Linked DNA regions of Mus musculus: region 2 is linked to region 1. A link is a loop called in an ENCODE intact Hi-C map of the cell type or tissue named here. Cell type or tissue: left cerebral cortex. All regions are shown on one strand. Each heading gives the region's core, and the rest is flanking DNA. Links, peaks and the distances in the headings are about the cores only.

What was found. Peaks named below come from ENCODE experiments on the same cell type or tissue, not always from the same donor. Only the 100,000 strongest peaks of a DNase experiment are listed, where the experiment ranks them.
Region 2: it touches region 1 in a loop (3.0-fold over the local background); 6 of 42 quality-filtered maps call a loop at or near these places.

The regions. Positions count from the first base shown.
Region 1 is chr15:76,697,507-76,707,360 of GRCm38, reverse strand. It overlaps Gpt (glutamic pyruvic transaminase, soluble), which reads right to left. Exons shown (of 11, transcript NM_182805.3): 4 at 9,686-9,819; 5 at 9,278-9,521; 6 at 8,979-9,058; 7 at 8,769-8,905; 8 at 8,472-8,646; 9 at 8,210-8,365; 10 at 8,013-8,125; 11 at 7,686-7,941. The coding sequence ends at 7,851. Mfsd3 (major facilitator superfamily domain containing 3) reads right to left here and starts at 5,819. Exons shown (of 5, transcript NM_027122.3): 1 at 5,011-5,819; 2 at 4,570-4,717; 3 at 4,358-4,482; 4 at 4,178-4,287; 5 at 3,122-4,098. The coding sequence starts at 5,692. The coding sequence ends at 3,925. Recql4 (RecQ protein-like 4) reads left to right here. Exons shown (of 22, transcript NM_058214.3): 9 at 17-109; 10 at 188-324; 11 at 595-678; 12 at 756-944; 13 at 1,023-1,202; 14 at 1,274-1,415; 15 at 1,505-1,767; 16 at 1,918-2,170; 17 at 2,245-2,374; 18 at 2,458-2,627; 19 at 2,705-2,885; 20 at 2,965-3,118; 21 at 3,299-3,407; 22 at 3,496-3,808. The coding sequence ends at 3,620. In left cerebral cortex, for the core only: CTCF peaks have their summits at 5,179 (motif pointing right) and 6,055; DNase peaks (open chromatin) are centred at 5,193, 5,925 and 6,348; H3K4me3 peaks cover 1,219 bases; H3K27ac peaks cover 1,723 bases.
Region 2 is chr15:76,529,320-76,539,173 of GRCm38, reverse strand. It overlaps Tmem249 (transmembrane protein 249), which reads left to right and starts at 4,177. Exons shown (of 6, transcript NM_001378247.1): 1 at 4,177-4,279; 2 at 4,354-4,507; 3 at 4,718-4,812; 4 at 4,918-5,113; 5 at 5,280-5,365; 6 at 5,659-5,963. The coding sequence starts at 4,762. The coding sequence ends at 5,841. It overlaps Fbxl6 (F-box and leucine-rich repeat protein 6), which reads left to right and starts at 428. Exons shown (of 9, transcript NM_013909.2): 1 at 428-849; 2 at 1,099-1,257; 3 at 1,388-1,451; 4 at 1,754-1,885; 5 at 1,977-2,084; 6 at 2,168-2,281; 7 at 2,370-2,601; 8 at 2,703-2,949; 9 at 3,211-3,451. The coding sequence starts at 458. The coding sequence ends at 3,370. Slc52a2 (solute carrier protein 52, member 2) reads right to left here and starts at 344. Exons shown (of 5, transcript NM_029643.4): 1 at 1-344. In left cerebral cortex, for the core only: CTCF peaks have their summits at 1,335 (motif pointing right), 2,801, 5,014 and 9,018; DNase peaks (open chromatin) are centred at 1,315, 4,487 and 5,030; H3K4me3 peaks cover 922 bases; H3K27ac peaks cover 691 bases.

The DNA.
Region 1 (9,854 bases), core at 1,185-9,184:
TAACTTGTGTCCACAGAAACCCCTGCTGAAGTATTCCAGGCCCTAGAGCGGCTAGGGTACCGAGCCTTCCGCCCTGGGCAAGAGCGTGCAATCATGCGGATTCTTTCTGGTAGGTGTGGCTGCCTAGGAACTGCGCCAGGCTGTGTCTAACCAACTGAGCCTCATAACTACCTCTTGTCCTACCCAGGCATCTCTACTCTGTTAGTGTTGCCCACGGGTGCTGGAAAGTCTCTGTGCTACCAGCTTCCTGCACTGCTCTATGCCCAGCGAAGCCCCTGCCTCACACTCGTGGTCTCGCCTCTCCTGTCACTCATGGATGACCAGGTATACAGACAGGTGCTCAGGACCTGGAAAGTCTGAAAACTGATAGCTCTGATACCCTTAGGTGCTTCTAGTTCCTTAAACATGCCAGCTGACCTCTTTCTAAGGGTGACACAGCCGAATGCCCAATGTTCTCCATCTCGTTCCTTGCCTCTGCCTTTTCTCCCAGAACCCAGTGTCAGATGCATTTGTTTCAAGGGGGCTAAGTATCTGAGAGAATTTAGGGGGGAAGAGATTAGGTTGTGTTGGGCTGTGACAGCATTGTATCTACAGGTGTCCGATCTGCCTTCATGTCTGAAGGCAGCCTGCCTCCACTCAGGAATGACCAAGAAACAACGAGAGTCTGTCTTGAAGAAGGTCGGGGGGGCCTCCATGGATGGGGGGTAGTGGGCATCCATCTACACAGTGCCTGTGAGCTTCCTTCTTCCCTGCAGGTACGGGCAGCCCAGGTGCACGTGCTGATCGTGTCCCCAGAGGCCTTGGTGGGGTGCGGGGCTAGGGGTCCCGGCAGCCTCCCCCAGGCCGCTCAGCTGCCTCCAATTGCCTTCGCCTGCATTGATGAGGTCCACTGCCTCTCTCAGTGGTCACATAACTTCCGGCCCTGCTACCTACGTGTTTGCAAAGTGAGTTTTTGTCTGGGGTCCGGCGGAGGCGGACTGGGACCCGGGTGGGCTGAGTGGTTGAGCACTGTCCTGGTTCAGGTTCTCCGGGAGCATATGGGGGTGCGCTGCTTCTTGGGTCTCACAGCCACAGCCACACGAAGCACTGCTCGAGATGTGGCTCAGCACCTTGGCATAGCTGGCGAGTTTGAGCTCAGCGGGTCAGCCAACATCCCTGCCAATCTGCACCTCTCCGTGTCCATGGATAGAGACTCAGACCAGGTATGTAAGTACATACCAGGGAACCTGTCAGAAGCCCACAAGCTGCCATGTTAATCGTTCCTCGTTGCCAGGCTCTGGTGACATTGCTGCAAGGGGACCGTTTTCGTACCCTGGATTCAGTTATCATTTACTGCACTCGGCGAAAGGATACAGAACGGGTGGCTGCACTCCTCCGCACCTGCCTGTCCATGGTGGGCGACTCAAGGCCAAGAGGTAGGCACATGCAGGGTTTGGCACCGAAGGACCCTTTCCTCTGTGTGCCTGCTGTGGTCTCATCAGTCACTCACACACCTTCTCTACAGGCTGTGGCCCCGAGGCTATAGCTGAAGCCTACCATGCTGGCATGAGCAGCCAGGAACGGCGACGAGTACAACAGGCCTTCATGCGGGGCCACCTGCGCATGGTAGTGGCCACGGTAGCATTTGGGATGGGACTGGACCGTCCAGATGTTCGGGCTGTGCTGCACCTGGGACTGCCTCCAAGCTTCGAGAGCTACGTGCAAGCTATCGGCCGTGCAGGGCGTGATGGGAAGCCTGCCCATTGCCACCTATTCATGCACCCCCAGGTCGGCAGCCCCATCTCCCCAGACCAGGACAGACCCAGGGGTTCCACTATTCCTAGGCCACTTCAGCCCCAGCTGCTATCTTGTCTTCCTGTAAGCTGCCGCCCTGGGCCTAAGTGTGGTAGTTCTGTGCATATGACTGTCCCAATGCAGGGTGAAGACCTTTGGGAACTGCGCAGACATGCCCACGCTGACAGCACTGACTTCCTAGCTGTGAAGAGGCTGGTGCAGCGTGTGTTCCCACCCTGCACCTGCAGCCAGAGACCTGTTTCCAAGTCCTCACCTGAGGAAGTCAAAGAGCACAGTGGCCAACAAACATACCCTGTACTGGGCCAGGCCTGCCTGGGCCATGAGCGGGCACTCCCAGTGCAGTCTACAGTACAGGCTCTGGACATGACAGAGGAGGGTAAGGAGCCAAGCAGGATTTGGGTTACAGGGAGAGGCTGGTGCCACCTCTCCTGAGCCTTTCTCTGCCTCTAGCTATTGAGACTCTGCTGTGCTATTTGGAACTACACCCTCGGCACTGGTTGGAGCTGCTGCCCTGGACCTACGCCCAGTGCCATCTGCATTGCCTTGGCGGCAGTGCCCAGCTGCAAGCTCTGGCCCACAGGTAAGCACATCTTACCTCAGGGTAAGGATAAAGATAAAGAATAAGAGCTGCTGGCCATAAACTCCTTTGTTCCTTGGGCACAGGTGTCCCCCTTTGGCTGCATGCCAGGCCAAGTGGCCACCTAAAGACACAAGTCAGGGCAGGAGCTCCTTAGAGTTTGGTGTGGTGGAACTGGCAGACTCGATGGGCTGGAAGTTGGCCTCTGTACGGCAGGCTCTCCACCAGCTGAAGTGGGACCCAGAGCCAAAGAAAGGTATGTATGCCCACCACTACCCCAGGCTGGGCTGTGCTAGCCAGCTGTTCCCCTCCGACCCACACACTCGCTGACAGGCGCAGCACAGGGCACCGGAGTGCTTGTGAAGTTCAGCGAGTTGGCCTTTCACCTGCACAGTCGCGGGGACCTGACAGATGAGGAAAAGGACCAGATCTGTGACTTTCTGTACAACCGTGTGCAGGCTCGTGAACACAAGGCCCTGGCCCACCTACACCAAATGTCCAAGGCCTTTCGAAGGTGGGAAAGAGGTAGGCAGGGCCTAGGCCACCCGCTCTGACCCCATGGGCAACTCTTGACAGGTCTGTCTCGTCCCCAGTGTGGCCTTTCCCAGTTGTGGACCCTGTTTAGAGCAGTCTAATGAGGAGCACAGCAATCAGGTGAAGACCCTGGTCAGCTACTACTTTGAGGAAGAGGAGGAGGAGGAAGAAACTATGACGGACACTCAGGGTCCAAAACCTGGGCAGACTCAGGTAAGTGCCACACCTCTGAGGATAGTTCTTAAAGCTTGGGACAGTGACATGGCCCCATTCAACCCTGACCCCACAGTTCAATCCCTGCTTGGCTCAAGGTTTCCTTGGCTGCTCCGGGTGTGATTTTACATGACAGATGCTATGGTAGCTCAGATGAGGTTACATGCTATCCTCCCACAGCTTCAGGACTGGGAGGACCAAATACGCCGGGATGTCCGCCAGCTCCTGTCCCTGAGGCCAGAAGAAAGGTTTTCAGGAAGGGCTGTGGCCCGCATCTTCCATGGCATTGGTGAGGGCCACGGGGTTGCCTGGTGCCAGCGGGGGATGGGTATTAGAGCCAGCTGAGTCCTCAGGCCTGTGTTTCTGCTCCACCCTAGCGAGTCCATGCTACCCAGCCCAGGTGTATGGGCTGGACCGGCGCTTCTGGAGGAAGTACCTACACCTGGACTTTCATGCCCTGATGCACCTAGCTACAGAAGAGCTCCTGCTGAGAGGCCGATGACCACCTTACATGGGAGGGTGCCACATGATTGAGGCATGAGGCAAGCCAGACTGTGGCCACTACTCCGAGGGTGTCAGGCTCACCAAGGCCATGATGTGGCCATCACTGACTGTCAGGCAAAACCTTCTGGCTGCAGGAAGGGGATAAGAAGATCCAAACTGCAGAATAAAAAGCATTCAGTAATTTTATGTGCTTTCTGGTAACATAGCCTTCAGTTTGAGGAGAGCTGCATTTCCTGTGTCCCAGACATCCAGGCCATACATAGCTTTATTGGCTTTATAGACAGCCCTAACCAACATCCAGCTCAGGTCAGGTTACTGGGTGCCAGGCGGAGATCCAGAACAGGCAGGGCTGAGAGTACAAGGAAGACAGCAAAGCAGAGATGTGGGCCTAGGCTGTCGGCCAGCACGCCGGCTAGGGTACCTGGGAGCAGCTTGCCCAACAGTTCCAGAGTGGCCAGGAAGCTGTAATGTGTAGCCTAGGAATGGTAATGCAGATCAGGGCCGAGTGACTCTCTACCCCTGCAGTCCCTGGGCATCCCTACCCTTCCCTCTTACCTGCAGGGCTCTGGGTGCTAGCTGGCTACAGTGCATCATCACAGTGAATGTGGCAGTGGTGACCACACCCCCAAAAAACTGTTGTAGACATAGGCTTAGCAAAACTGCCCCTGGAAGAACAAAGAAAGGTCAGTGGGAGCCTGGGTTCCTGCCCCCTACCCCCCAATGTCCACCTCTTACCTCTCATGACTGTGCCAGGGTCCACGCTGGCCCCTGGGCTGTTGAGGTGGAAGAGCAGAGCAGTCTGGCAAGCCAAACTCCCAAGGCGGAGCTGCAGCACTGTCTTCAACAGCTTCAGTGGCTGCCTGGGGTGGGAATTGAGAGATGCTATGGTAAGATCACCTGGGACACCGGTGGAATTGAGGGTCAGGCTAGGGTTGGGGAGTGCTTACCAGTGCCTGGCCAGTAGAGCCCCACCCAAGGAGGAGCCAGCAATGGAGCAGGTCACAGCACCCAAGCCACTCCATAGCCCCAAGTCTGAGGCAGAAGCACCATGGTCCAGCAGGAGAAGTGGAAACAGGCTGCCAGCACCCTGCTCACCTACAGGAGACCGTAAGCAAGGATGGCCCCAGTCTTTCTTCCAGGAGCCTCAGTACTCCAACCAGTCAGGCCCCTGGTCCCCTTCATTTTCATGGGCCCCAGATGTTAGAAGAGAAAGGGCTGGGCATTGGCTGGAGCTGAGGGAAGTTAAGAGGTGAAACAAAACTGAGCTACAGAGCTCTGGGCTGGTATTCCAGCATAGGGCAGTCCCCTGAGTGGGTTTCAGGGCCCTAGGGACCAACATAGAGTTTGGGCTCTAAGCTCGATGGTAACTAACTGCAGGCCTCACTCACCCAGCTTGTAGGTGAGCACAAAGCCCGCTGTCCAGAGGGTCCCAGGCACAGCCAGCAAATCTTGTAGAAGATAGGAGCTGTGGGGTGTATGCTCTGAGGCCTGAGGCCATGGCAGCCTTCCCAAGGCTGGTGCAGCCCAGGCTAAGGCAGCAGCCAGCCAGTAGGTGGCAGCTAGGAGCAAAAAGAGCAGTGGCCAAGAGAGAGTGGGGAAGAGGACCAACAGTCCACCCCCAGCCAGTGCTGATCCCAGCTTGTAAGCGACCACCTGTACAGTGTTCCCAGGTCCCAACTCCTTTGGCTCTAGGAGTTGCACAGCGAGTGTGTCCAGAGCCACATCCTGCACCGCTGCACCCAGATTCAGCAGCAGTAGCAGCCCCATCACGGTGGTAGGTAGCCCTGTTTGGCCAGCTTGCGGAGGAGGCAACACAGCCAGCAGTCCACACACCAAGCCCAGGGACAGTGTGCTGAGTGTTAACCAGACCCGCGGGGTGCCCCGCCTGTCCACCAGCGGTGCCCACGCCAGCTTTAACAGCCATGGAGCATACAATCCCTTGGTTAGACCCACGCGCGTTAGGGAGAGGCCACGGGCCCGCAGTAAAATGGGAAGCAAACTGGACTGCAGTCCATAGGGCAGACCCTGCACAAGATAGAGGCCGGCCAGCGGCAGCAACTTCCCATGCATGGCCCGTTCGTGGTGGGATCGGACGGCTCAGGATGAACAGTCAGGGTCTGGTCCTCCTACATAGGGCCGGGGACAGTCAGGCTGTAATCCCGACACGCACACTGGGACCAGAAATCCCGGAAGTACCGAAGCTGGGAGAAAAATGCGGAGCGATAGACCGGTCCTATCGCATGGTGGGACCGCAGTCTTGCACAGCCCATAACTACCGGCATGCTTTGCGCAGGGGTCAGGGTGAGGGAGAGGCGGGGCAACCCGGGCTGGGGGTGGAGCCAACCCCCTACTAGTCCTCAATTGGCCTAAAACCCAAATGTTAAGCAGGTTACTGATACCTACACAGACCCAAATCATCTGCTCTGGCGCCCCTCGTGCCAAACCTGGACACGACAGCCTGCTGCTCACAATGCCAGCGGGTAGATGTGAGTGGCTAGGAAGGAAGCTGAGGTAACAGGCTGGTCTCAAAGGTATCTTCCTGTCTGCTGAATGGATACCAGATCCGTTCCAGAAGAAGCATTTTCACTTTAGCGGTTTTTTGTTTGTTTGTTTGTTTGTTTGTTTGGTTTTATGTGTGTGTGGATAGGTTTTCTTTATAGAACTTACTTTGTAGACCAGGCTGACCTCAAACTCAGTATCTTCCTGCCTCTGTCTCCCAAGTGCTGGGATTAAACGGGTGCGCCACCACTGGCGGGCTCACCACGCCCAGCTCCCGAAGCATTTCTAATACTTAGCTCACAGAGCCAATACTTTGCCCCACAATGCATTTAGCACTGCTCCCCATTCCTTGCTGAGACTGTGGCTTCAGAGCTGCCCCCAGGTCAGTGACCACAGAAGCAGGAGTTTTGTGGGGAAGGGCAGGACCTAGTCAGCTATTGCCCGTGATACCCACTTCCTTTTCAGTATTCAGTGAGGGTAGTTAGTCCAGACCACGTGATTCTGGCTCTGCAGGGAAGGCTCATGCCCAGTCTCTCCCCCTTCTCAGAGTTGTGCCCTCCCAAGTCCACAATGAGACTGTTAAATGAGGCCTTGGGTTAACTGACTCAATTATAGTAGATAACTGGGTGGAACTTCTTTTGTGTTTGGACACAGTGTCCAAGTCCTAGCACCCTGGCACTGCCTTGCTTCCACGGAGGGGCTATCCTGCCACTTCCAGATAGTCTCAGGATCTAAGTGTTCACATCTATAAAATGGGTTCTACTTTTGGGGCATGATTGTAAACCCCTATAATTTTGCTCTTCAGGCTGAGGCAAGAGAAGAATGAGTTTAGGTTGCCCTGGATACCTTAGCTGTTTAAAGGGGTGGCAGGCAGGATATAGTTCAGTGGTCCTGAGTCCAATCCCCAGTACCACAAAACTTAGGGGATGGAGGACGGCTTTGCCTACCGCAGAGGAACACTGCAGACCAAACAAGTTGAACCCCAGCAGTGTCTACTGTGCACAGGGGCTCATCCTGAGCCTCCCAGTCCAGGATGTATCTTTCCATTAGCACACATCTGCCCCAAGGGTTCCTAAATGTGCTTTGCAAAAGGACCTCCCCTGCTCTGCTCTGCCGGAGGTGGGCACCGCCCAAGCCCTTGCTGTCAGTCCTAACTTGGCTGTAAGAGCTGAATACCTCCCTACTGTGGTTGGCACACACGGCTGTGTCCCGGAGCAAGGTTACTGTTTCTGACACAGCCTCTGAGGTCTCTTTCCCCTGCATTCCCTCAGACCTCACCCCCTCCCAAAGTGGTTCTGTTGCGGCCCTAAAAGGCAGATGCTCTGCCGTCACACCTTTTACTGGCATGTTAGTTGATTTTATGTAACCGATCATCACATGCCCCACACTTAAGACTGAAGACCTAGCCCACAGATGCACTGTCTCAAGCCAAATGTAGGAATGACGATCTGGAGGGTCCTCCCTTCCCTGGGAACCATCCTTAGCAACTCCTCTAGATGCCGTTTCCAGTGTCCCTTATGTGGAGTCTGTGTGTCTACACAAAGCCAGTCAGGTGAGTCAAAGCTGGGGTCACCCAGGCAGCCACCTCAAATCAGGCCTACACCCAGCTTTATTAGGGACCTGCAGGGACAAGTACCCAGACCCTATGCAAAATCAGAAATAGTGAGGGCTCCCAAGGACCCTCAGTTTGTTGAGTCAGAGAGCATCCAGTGTGGCCCTAGCAGTGGCTTCAGGAGTACTCATGAGTGAATTTAGCATGGAAGTGCCTCAGTTTCTCCAGCAGCACCCGCAGTTTCTCCATGGGGGGCAGAATGGTCATCCTGAAAAGGACAAATGGTCAGCGTGAAGTACAGGTCCATTAGTGGCAGGGTCAACCCATCCCGGGTCTCACCGGAAATGATAGGTGCCCTCCTGCTGCCCAAAGCCACTCCCAGGCACAACGCAGATGCCAGTCTCTTCCAGGAGGCACAGACAGAAGAACATGTCAGGGGCCAGGCCCAGGTCCTGGGGGTCAGGAGGGTGGTCAGCTCACAGCCTGGCGCCAGGCCCACACCCTGCTCGGCCCCCATGTAGCCCTGCATGCCCCACCTGCGCACGCTGCACTGCTTTCAAAGGCAGCTGAATTTGAGGGAAGGAATACATAGCGCCCTGCACCGGGTTGCAGCGGATCCCGGGGGCCTCGTTGAAGACCTGCTCCGTGAGTTTAGCCTTGGCTGCCAGTTCAGCCAGCACCTCCTGCCTCTCCTGCAGTCACAGGAGGGAATCATGGAAGAGGGTTTCAACGTGTCCCTCTATAGTCCCACCCAAAGCCGGATCACCAGGTATCTTTGGCCTGGTCTGGTCTGCTCACTGCTTGAAACTGCTTGAAGGACGGCTCCGAGGGGGTTGGCGGACTGACCACCATGCCCATCAAAGCCTGGCCCGGCACTGGTGGACACAACCGCACGCTCATCAGTTTCGCCATCTGTTTCTGCACCTCGGCATCCATGTTTACCACTTCCACATAGCCACCACGAAACCCGCACCTGCCCAGGAGAGCATGAGTTGAGGCTGGTCTGGGAAGAGGGTGCGCCACCGTGGCAGTGACTGAGAGTCCTCTAGCCCTCCCCGCTTCACCACCACCACCACCACCTGAGCCTGTACGCACTCGCCCATGTAGCCCTTAGAGACTGAGTGGAAAGACGCGAGCTCCTGCTGCGTGGCATATGGTGGCCCCATCTCCGTGAGCACCTTCTTGAATGAATGGAACTGAGAGCCCTCAGCATATACATTGTCTTGGTATACCTGTAGGGGTGGCAGTGTCATTCAGGCTGGGGGCTGAGCTGCTGCTCACCACTCTGTGTGCCCCTGTGTGTACCTCATCAGCCATCAGGAAGAGTCCCTCTTCGAAAGCAAAGCGGATTACGGCCTCGATGCATTCACGGGTCTGCACCTGCCCTGGAGTGTGAAGATGCATCACTGACTGGAAAGTCAGCCGCCCGCGGGCAACAGAGAACCAAGCCCAAGAGTGCTCAGCCCAGGCGCTTGGGGTTGGAGAGCAAGGGCAGGTTCTGGAGGAAGAGGCGGGGCTGGAAGGAGGAGCCCAGTGAGGCGGAGCTAGCGGGGGGGGGGGGGTAAAAAGAGTGAAACTGCAGGGGGCGGAGCTGATAGGTTTACCCGTGGGGTTGCCGGGGTTGATGACGCATAGTACTCGAGGGCAGCAGCGGTCACGTGCCTGGCACAGAGCGCGCCGCAGCTCAGCGATGTCAAGAGCCCAGGCGCGCTCTTCGTCCAGGTAGTAGTCCACTTGCACGGCGTCCAGCTCAGCCAGCGCAGCTGAGTACAGTGGGTACTGAGGAATGGGAATGAGTACACCGGTTCGCGCACGGCCCTCGCCGGCTACCAGCAGCTTGAGCATGGTCTGTAGGCCGGATAGGGAGCCCAGCGTTAGTGCAACCAGAGTTGTACACCCCACCCCGCCCCCACCACCGCCCTGTGCTGACGCTGCTGCACCAGACTCAGCCCCATCTAGCCTCACACATAGGGCTACTCCGATTTGACCTGCCCTGCCCTGGGCTACCCTACCACGATGGCATCGCTGGCCCCTGTGGACAGAAATATGTTGTTCGGGTCTGCAGGGATGCCTCCGTCTCTCCTCTCAATATATTGCGCCACATCCTCCCGAATCGGCTGGATTCCAGAGCTAATGCTATAGGCACCTGAAAGGGGACAAGCTAAATGAGGTGGGCCAAGT
Region 2 (9,854 bases), core at 1,031-9,030, 170 kb after region 1:
TTCTGTACAAGACTGGCAAGCGGGGGAGCGAGAAGCTGGCTTAAAGCATGGTTCCGGGGAGGAAGATGAGCGAAAGAGCCAGTCCTTGATGCTTGCGGAGGACCAAGTCTTGGCGCGGCTAAACCAGACTGGATGACAGCTAACTTCAGGCAGCCGGCGTGGATCGGCAAGAGGTGTGGCTGGCTGACTTGATTCGATTCTGGGCTCCTCGGCTGAGTGCGGTGCATCAGGGGCGTGGGGCCGGAGCAGCCCGCCCAGCCCCGGGAGCACGCCACTTAGCCCGGAAGGCAGCCAAACCCCAGCCAAAGGGTTGTAGTAAGACGCCGGCTAATGCGCTAGACTGCGGCGGAAGTCCCACCCCCGGAAGCTAAGTGTAGTGTAAAGGAGTGAGCTAAGGGGCCACGCCCCTTCCTCTCTGCCCACCCACCTTCCGCTTTTAGTTCAGCTCCCGGGGGCTATGGCTCCCGTGGCCTCTAGGCGAGTTAGACGTCGAGTTCGAAGCTCCAAGCGGCCCGATGCGCGGGGCCGCTCGGCGGAGGACTGGTGGTGGGACCGCCTGGCACCTCGCGGCTCTGGGTACCACCTGCTGCAAGCGGACAGCATGTTGCTCGTGCTGCCGGACCTGGAGCCTCCCCGCGCTCGTGCGCACCGGCGCGCCCGTCGCCGCGCTCCGAGGTCACTGGCTCGTGGCCCCACGGCTGTCGCCAAGCCCAGGACCAAACCCCGACCGGAGCCGTCGCTCGATCAGGGCCTGGACTCTGGTTGGGGAGACCGTATTCCCTTAGAAGTCCTGGTGCATATTTTCGGGTTGTTGGTTGCGGCTCATGGGCCCATGCCGTTTCTTGGCAGGTACACCAACAGCGCCTGCCGCGGTAGAGACTGGCGCACTGAGCGGGTGCTGCAGAGCAGAGGGCAGAGCAGGCATCACATCGGGCGAACACAAGTGCTCCGGCACCTGTCTTCACTTAGAGCTCAAAGCCTAGCACTGAGAACGGGCGACGGCAGGCTTTAAGACCGCTGCGCTGCTCCTAAAACACTCCATTGTAGGCATTACCCGCAAAAGGCCACGCACTCTCAGCAAACTTTTTCTTCTCCTAGGGCTGCACGCGTTTGCCGTCACTGGCACGAAGCCACCTCCCATCCTTCACTCTGGCATACTGTGACCCTGTCACCCTCGCTGGTTGGCCGGGCTGGCAAGGGCAACCTTAAGGGAGAGAAGAAGCTCCTTGCTTGCCTGGAGTGGCTCGTACCCAATCGGTGAGGGCTCCTTGTCATCTTACTGTCTGTTGTCTTCCCTGCATCCGCGTTGAGTAGGGGAGGATTCTGTCCAGAAGGGGGCAGCGTAAGGACAAGAGCACAACTACAGCCGGGCCTTGCTGTCGCCCAGGTTCTCTCAGCTCCAGAGCTTGACCCTCATCCACTGGAAGTCTCAAGTACACTCTGTGTTGGAGGTAAGAGCTGGAGACTGCCCTGCACACAAGCTGTCACGTTTGAGTGGTCTACTATGGGGAGGGTGCCCTGGTGGTGTACCACAGAGTTGTCTGCCTGCCTGCTCAGTTTCGTCTTGCTGACATCTTAGGAAATTGCTGGAGGAGACAGCAATTTCCATGTAGGCCTGGCGTGGACAGAATGGAGTCATAGCTGGGACTATAGGATAGGCTTGTCATGACTACCAGTGTCCCTGTAGATAGACCTTTACCTGCCCTCCACAACCCTGGATGGTCTCTCTCTCTCTCTCTATCTCTTGCTACAGCTGGTTAGCAAGTTCTGCCCTCGGCTCACCTTCCTCAAGCTTTCAGACTGCCACACTGTGACTGCTGAAACTCTGGTCATGTTAGCGAGAGCCTGCTGCCAGCTCCACAGCCTGGACCTACATCATTCCATGGTGAGTCCTTTGCCGTGGGTGGGTGGGGGACCCTGAAATCGCCTGGGCCCTTGTGACATGCATGAGCTGCACCTTTGGGCTGGATCCCCAGGTGGAGTCCACAGCTGTGGTGAGCTTCTTGGAGGAGGCCGGGTCCCGAATGCGTAAACTGTGGCTGACCTACAGTTCCCAGACGACGGCCATCTTGGGCGCACTGCTGGTAGGCTGGGGATGGTCAGGAAAAGGGCTCAGTGGGGACCAGCCCAGGCCTTTGACCTAGCAGTGTTTATCCCACCATTCCAGGACAACTGCTGCCCACAGCTCCAAGTCCTCCAGGTCAGCACTGGCATGAACTGCAACAACACACCCCTGCAGCTGCCTGTGGAAGCCCTGCAGAAAGGCTGCCCCCAGCTGCAGGTATTTATACCCTACTGTCTCCCACCTGCCACCCCTTGCCATATCTGCAGCCTGTCCCTCCTCCCTCCTTCTTCTTCCCTCTTCCTAGGTGCTGCGGCTGCTGAATCTGATTTGGCTTCCCAAGCCGTGTGGCCGAGGCGTGCCCCAGGGACCAGGCTTCCCCAGTCTTGAGGAGCTCTGTTTGGCTGGCTCCACCTGCAACTTTGTGAGCAATGAGGTTCTGGGCCGATTGCTCCATCGCTCCCCGAAACTGCGCATGCTGGACCTTCGAGGCTGCGCTAGGGTCACTCCTAGCGGTCTGTGTCATCTGCCATGTCAAGGTCAGCTAGCTGGCTTTGCTTGGGAAGGTGTGGGGGGGTCGGGGTGGGGTGGGGGTGGTCACTGAGTGCCCTAATAGTCACACCGAGTTCTCCCATCTCAGAGCTGGAGCAACTCTACCTGGGCCTGTATGGCATATCTGATGGCTTGACCCTGGCTAAGGATGGCAGCCCCCTGTTGACCCGGAAGTGGTATCACACCCTGAGGGAGCTGGACTTCAGTGGCCAAGGCTTCAGCGAGAAGGACTTGGAACAGGCCCTGGCTGTTTTCTCGGGCACCCCTGGGGGCTTACACCCAGCCTTGTGCTCCCTCAACCTGAGGGGTACCCGAGTTACCCCAAGCACGGTCAGGTCAGTGCACCGTTCACTAATTCTGTGGATCTTGAACCACTTGCTGCCGTGTCTCACTTAGGGACCAGAGGAGTGCTCCCTGACTCCTCATTGCCAGGGTCCAGGAGGGGTATAGACACGAGTCACTCGTCCAACTCCTTGGGGACACCGAGAGTACTAGATTTGGGCTTGGGTGGCTTGGGGTGGTAGGCCTGGTATATGTGAGGGCAGACGGGGCTCTCTGGCCAACAGCTCACTTTCCCACGGCTTGCCTGTTCACAGTTCTGTGATTAGTGGTTGCCCGGGGCTGCTGTATCTTAACCTGGAGTCCTGTCGTTGCCTCCCCCGAGGTCTGAAGCGCGTCTACCGGGGCCTGGAGGAAGTCCAGTGGTGTCTAGAGCAGCTACTTACCAGCCCGCCCTCTGCCAAAGAGCCCACTTAGAGGGCAGCCAGGTTTACCCTGCTCATTTTCACTTTGAAATGTTGGAGGTTTTGTTACAATAAAGGTTTTTTTTTAAAAAAAGATTTATTTATTTATTATATGTAAGTACACTGTAGCTATCTTTAGACACACCAGAAGAGGGCATCAGATCTCATTACAGATGGTTGTGAGCCACCATGTGGCTGCTGGGACTTGAACTCGGGACCCTCAGAAGAGCAGTCTGTGCTCTTAACCACTGAGCCATCTCTCCAGCCCCACAATTAAGTAATTTTTAGGCACTCTGTACAGTCCTTTGTTGTTTTATTTGAGATCCTTTTCACACAAATTTAGGCTGGCTTGGAACTCACGGTGTAGCCCAGGCTGACTCACAACAATTCACCCATCTCAGCCTCCAATGTGGTAGGCTTACAAGCAGAAACCAACACGTCAGACTGTGTATGGTCCTTAGAGTAAGTGGTTGGGTGAGGAACAGGGTTATACATGATGGAGTATGCTACAGCAGGCATGAACCTGTGTGTGTGTGTGTGTGTGTGTGTGTGTGTGTTAAGTGTCTTAGCTCACTTGGGACACAGTTGTCTAAGGATAGGGTAGACAGTGAGGTATAAAATAGTAGGAGCGAGAAAAAGACCTTTATCAGCTACCAGCATCCATGAAGTGACAGTGTTGGTAGCACGGGCTCAGGTTGTCCAACCACGAGGCAGCCAGGCTACCTTCCAGGTAGTGGAGACTAACCAGGGAGGGCAAGCTCACTAGATAGGTGTGGTCAATAGAAAAGCCCCTTCTAGAACCCTTTACTCTGAGCTTCTAGAACCCAGGCAGCCCAGCCTGGACTGCTCCCTGCTTCTCTGCCCTGCTGTTGTCTGGCGGCTCTTGATTCTTCCCTCAGCTGCAACCCTGGAATTGTCTCGGGTGGGAGCCCTGTATAAAGACAGTGGGGCAGCGGCAGTGGGCAAGCTGGATCCTGACCAGATCTACCTAATTAGGTCCCCAAGGAGCAGCAGGCCAGTGGCTCCCGCTTCTCCGCCCTTGTTAAGTACTTCAAACTCTGGAACGTAGGACTCTTCTCTACCGAGCGCCACTTAGCCAATCAGCTCAAGAATAACAGCTTTTACCCCTTCAAGCAGCAACAGCCGGATGGTGGGCGGGGACTGGGCGTGGTCAGGATCCCAGAAGTGGGGAGGGTGGCTGGGGTTAGGAGGGTATAGGCAGGTGTACTTGTGGGAGGAGACGCGGTAGTACCATGGAGAATCTCCACTGGGCGGGCCCTTTCCCCCAAATCCCTGGTACTGTCCTGGAGCTAAGGGCAGCTCCTAGCTGTCCTCATGTGCTGGGTCATGCCGCCCTCAGTCTTTGTGCTCGAGTACTATTTGGACACGCTCTGGAAGGGGACGATGCTCTTTATCATCTGCCTTGTCTTCATTTCCTGTAATGTCCTGAGAGAGGTCAGAGCTCCTGCCCCACCCCACCCCACCCCACAGCCTCTTTGCATAGGGCCACACAAGAGCCTCTTGCCAGAACTCACTTCCGTTAATCCCTGGTACCCACAGGTGAAGTATCAGGAGACCTGGTGCTTTCCTGCCTATGGCATGGTTATAGGCTTGTGGCTCATGCTCTCCTCAATACCGCAGCGCCGCCTAGTGTTGAACCACACGCGCGGCATGTACCACTTCTCCATCCAAGGCCGAACTGTATGTCAGGGGCCAATGCATCTGGTCTACGTGCGCCTGGCACTCAGTTCTGATGGTGATGCCTGAGATGGGAGAGGGTCAGAGTGGGAGGGCATGGATTCAGAGCTGGGAGGGGCCTACAGTACACCTGGATACTCCCACCTTGGAGGCCCCACCCCTACCGTCCTACTCCTAGGCTCTAAGAGGTTAGGTTCTTGGCTCAGTTGCTCATCTATTGGCAGCCTATGGAGGTCGCTTCTTCCAGCTGGTCCTTTGTGGCCACAAGCTAGAGCCACTTGTGCTGGTGCAGCTGTCAGAGCGCTATGAGGTGGGTCCTGTCCCAAACCCCGCCCCTTCTCCCCCATTCCTCCCCACCCCACCCCCCTGACAAAAAGATACTACTGTTTGCAGCTCTTGGATGGGGCTGTTTTGCACTCAGAGGGTAAATATAGTACTCCTGAGACCTCCACTATGTTAAGGGCAGCAGGAGCGCTGGGAATTCTGGGCAGGGGTGGGGTGAGGATACACCCCCGTTAAGGGGAAGGGATACCTAAAGAGCATGCTGGTGGGGATTCTCTTATCCGGAGAACGGAGAACTGGCTGCCACTCCCTTATTCATAGCAAATGGAATTCTTGGGCCGGCACCTTGCCCGGAAACTCAACATCAACTACTTTGACTACCTGGCCTCCTCCTATCGTCATGTAGTCCGCCACTGGCCACTGGGGGCCTCCTTTAGCCCTGGCATTGTGCAGCGAAAAACACAAGTCTACACTAAGTCAAGTGTCAACGACCTGGATGTGTAACCCTGGGGCCTGAGCCCTGGCCTCCTTTTGCCTACCCTGTGTCCCTTATCCCCATCCTGGAGGGACTAACAGCCAGCCCCGCCCACTGCCCTTCCTCTAATTAAAGCCACTTTAGCCTCTAACCAGGAGGTTTCCTGTCTGTTGGTTTGTTTTCCAGAGGGCTTCCTTTCATGGTCTTCCCCTAGCCCAGACCTTCCAGTGTGACCTGGGGAACCACATCTTCTCCAACTGCTGGGGCAAATTTCAGAATTTGTGTTGGAAGATAGGAGAATATCAGGGAATCCCCAACCTCAGCCCCCAGTGTCTGAACTCATCACTAGTCTCAGGACTTCCTGCCCCTCTGAGCCAGTGGGTGTTGAACTGGTCATAACCAGTGAGGGCATCAGACTATGATTGGTCTGTCTGATTTAGGCACCTGCCCCTAGTCCAGCCAATAGTGATATGGAACGCAGTCAGGTGATAATGCCTTGGGCCTTTCGGTACATTGGAGACTGTGCACCCCAACTCTGTGTTTGAACACTTGGCTTCCACATTCCTTAGCCAGGTTGTCAGGCTCACCAGAGTGTATGCTTTGTATTCCCAGGGAACTCCCGTGTCTGGCAGAACACTGGCTCCCACTCTAGCACCTGAGGCCTCCTGGTACCTGAGGCTGCCATGGGAGCATGGAGGGGGCTGGAGGTGTGGCTTGGTGGTTAAAAGAGCAAGCATACTGCTCTTAAAGAGGACCCAGCTTTGGTCTGCAGCATCAGCCATCTGCAACTCTAGCTCCAAGGGAGCTATGTCTCTTGGAGGTGGGGGGGGGGGGGCACCGCTACGCACAAGGACAAGACAGACACTATTTTTTCAAAAGAATGCCAATGCACAGATATGACAGTTCTAGATTTATGATGAGGCAGGAGATTGACTGTTTGTAGGAACCATGTTCTTGGATGGGCAGAAAGGGAAGATGAGGGCTGTGAACGGGATTGGGAGTAGGATCTATTCCCATCACCTGCTTCTGCCCTAGCAGATAACTGGTCAGGTATACAGCCACACACACAAGGGAATATACTGTTGGCCTGCAGCGCACACCATTTGGGAGGTTATTTGAATAACTCCGGGATAAAACGACATAACAGTGGATGGTTTGATATCTGAAACTGATCTTACAGATAAGCATTGTCAGTTTTTGCCACTTCTTTTTGTTGGAGGAATACGCCCACAATTTCTGGAGTTCAGATGGGCTTCGTTATTTATTTTTAACTTTTTAAGAAGCTGTTGCCTGATGAAGTGGTGGTGGTGCGCTCCTTTAATCCTAGCACTCAAGAGGCAGAGGCAGGTGGATCTCTGCATTCGAGGCCAGCCTGATCTACAGAGCTAGTTCTAGGAAACCAGGGTTATATAGAGAAACCCTATTTCAAATGCACCCCACCCCCACCCCAAGAAAAGAGAAGAAACTGTTACCAGGTGGCGGTGGTGCACACCTTTCTTTATTCCCAGCATTCAGGAGGCAGAGGCAGGTGGACCTCTGCATTTGAGGCCAGCCTGATCTACAGAGTGAGTTCCAGGGCAGCCAGGGCTACAGAGAAACCCTACCTCGAAAAACCAAACCAAACCAAACCAAAAAAATCCTGTCTCATGTATTTTAGGCTAGCTTCAAATTTGCTTCAAATTTTCTATGTGGTTGAGGCTGGTCTCAAACTCATGACCTTCCTCACGTCTCCCATGTGCTGATTACAGAGCAAGGACTTGGGCCTGGAGAGCTTGTTGCTCATGGAGTTCCACTGAAGAGAGGCTGGTGGTTCACAATGGGAGCTACTTGTGTGAAAAAGAAAATCATGGCATAAACTATTGTGTGGAGTTTCCTAGCATTTGCTGTCAAGCTAGATCCTTACAATAAGGTGATGGCTTTACCATGAGATCTAGGTGTGTCTCAAACTTTAGAGCTGGCTCCTCCTCCCTCTCAGGTGCTAGGATTTCAGGCTCGCACACCACAAACAGCCATATTACTGGTTTTAGTTGTACAGAGCAGTAGGAGGTGGTTTTGTTGGTTTGTTTTGGTGGGGTTCAAGACAGGGCTTCTCTGTGTAGCCCTGGCTATCAAAGTAGCTCTGTAGATCAGGCTGGCCTCCAGCTCAGAGATTTGCCTGCCCTTGCCTCCCTAGAGCTGGGATTAAAGGCGTGCGTCACCCCCAGCCCCCCACCCCGCTTGTTCTCAACTTTAGCTCTGTCCTATAACCATCTTTTTTTTTTTTTTTTTTTTTTTTTTTTTTTTTTTTTTTTTTTTTTGCTTTTTCAAGACAGGGTTTCTTTGTATAGCCCTGGCTGTCCTGGACCTCACTTTGTAGACCAGGCTAGCCTCGAACTCAGAAATCTGCCTGCCTCTGCCTCCCGAGTGCTGGGACTAAAGGCGTGCGCCACCACGCCCGGCTTATAACCATCTTTTTGTCTGTACTTGCAAGAATGTTGAAGCTCAAGGGTCTCTTTTTGTTTTGAATGGCTTAGCTCATTTAGCCCAAGCCAGTATGATGCCTCTAAACACCAGGTAGGCTTTCAACAGGTTAGATAACAATCCAATCTGTTAAGAAAGATTCACACCCAGGAATTTCTTCAAGATAGCCTTCAGGATGAAGTGTTGCCAGCAATGGTAAGGTGGTTGGAAGAGCTGGCCATGGTAGCTCATGCCTGTAGTGTCAGCACGTAGAAGGCTGAGAGGGACCTGGCATAAGTGCAAGGCCAGCCTGGACTCCAGAGGGACCACCTTGTCCCAAACAACACACACACACACACACACACACAAAACAAAACAACACACACACACACACACACACACACACACACACACACACACACAAAAACTGGTCTTGAACGTTGCCTCCGATCTTTGAGCTCACCAAATAGGAAATCTTAACTCTCTCTTTTTTTTTTAAAGATTTATTTATTTATTTTATGTATGTGAGTACACTGTAGTTGTACAGATTGTTGTAAGCCTTCATGTGGTTGTTGGGGATTGAATTTTTAGGACCTCTACTCGCTCAGGTCAACCCCACTCACTCAGTCCCTGCTTGCTCTGGACCAAAGCTTCATTTATTATTATACATAAGTACACTGTAGCTGACTTCTGACATACCAGAAGAGGGCGTCAGATCTCATTACCAGTGGTTGTAAGCCACCATGTGGTTGCTGGGATTTAAACTCAGGACCTTCAGAAGAGCAGTCAGTGCTCTTAACTGCTGAACCATCACGCCAGCCCCCAGGAATCTTAACTCTTACACTCTGGACTTGATGCCAAAAACATTTCATAGGTGGTGGTGCCCTACATTTTAATCCTATACCCAGAGGCTATTCCTTAAAATGAAACCCTAATGCATGGCTTGGAGTGTGACTTAGTCGGTAAAGTGTTTGCCTCGCTTATACAAAGTTATGAGTTCAGTCTCAAACCCTGCATAAAACCAGGTCTGGTGGGACGGAGCCTATCGTACCACTGGGAGGATCAAGTTCAAATTCATCCCTAGCTACAACTGAATCTTAAGACCAACGTGGGCTTCATAAAACCCTATCTGAACGTGCCAAAAAATAATGTTTTGTAAGCTAGTGACTATGAACAAAGAAAAAGGTTTAACTTTTCAACCTGGTGAGTTCTAGATAGGAGATATTTTCTTCAGATTCAGCTTGTGAATGGAAAAGTTCTCTCTTCATCCAAAGCCTCCCTTGCCAACATCCCTCAAGGCTAAAAGAGCTTAGGGGCACGGGGTACAGCTCAGGGGATAGACACTCCAGGGGATACCTAGGAAGGAGTTGTGGTTTCACCTCCAGCTCTGTAACAAACCAGCTCCAATCTGAGTACAACAGTATTGGTTTCCTGGAACAGCAAAGTACCAAGGTCACCAGCCATATTTTCTCATAGCTCTGGGGACCCAGAGTTTGTGCTCTCCAAGGGACATCCCATTCCTTGTCTCGCTCCTAACTTTTGGTGGTTAATGGCAATCTTTTAACTTTTACTTCTTGGGCTGGAGAGATGGCTCCGTGGTTAA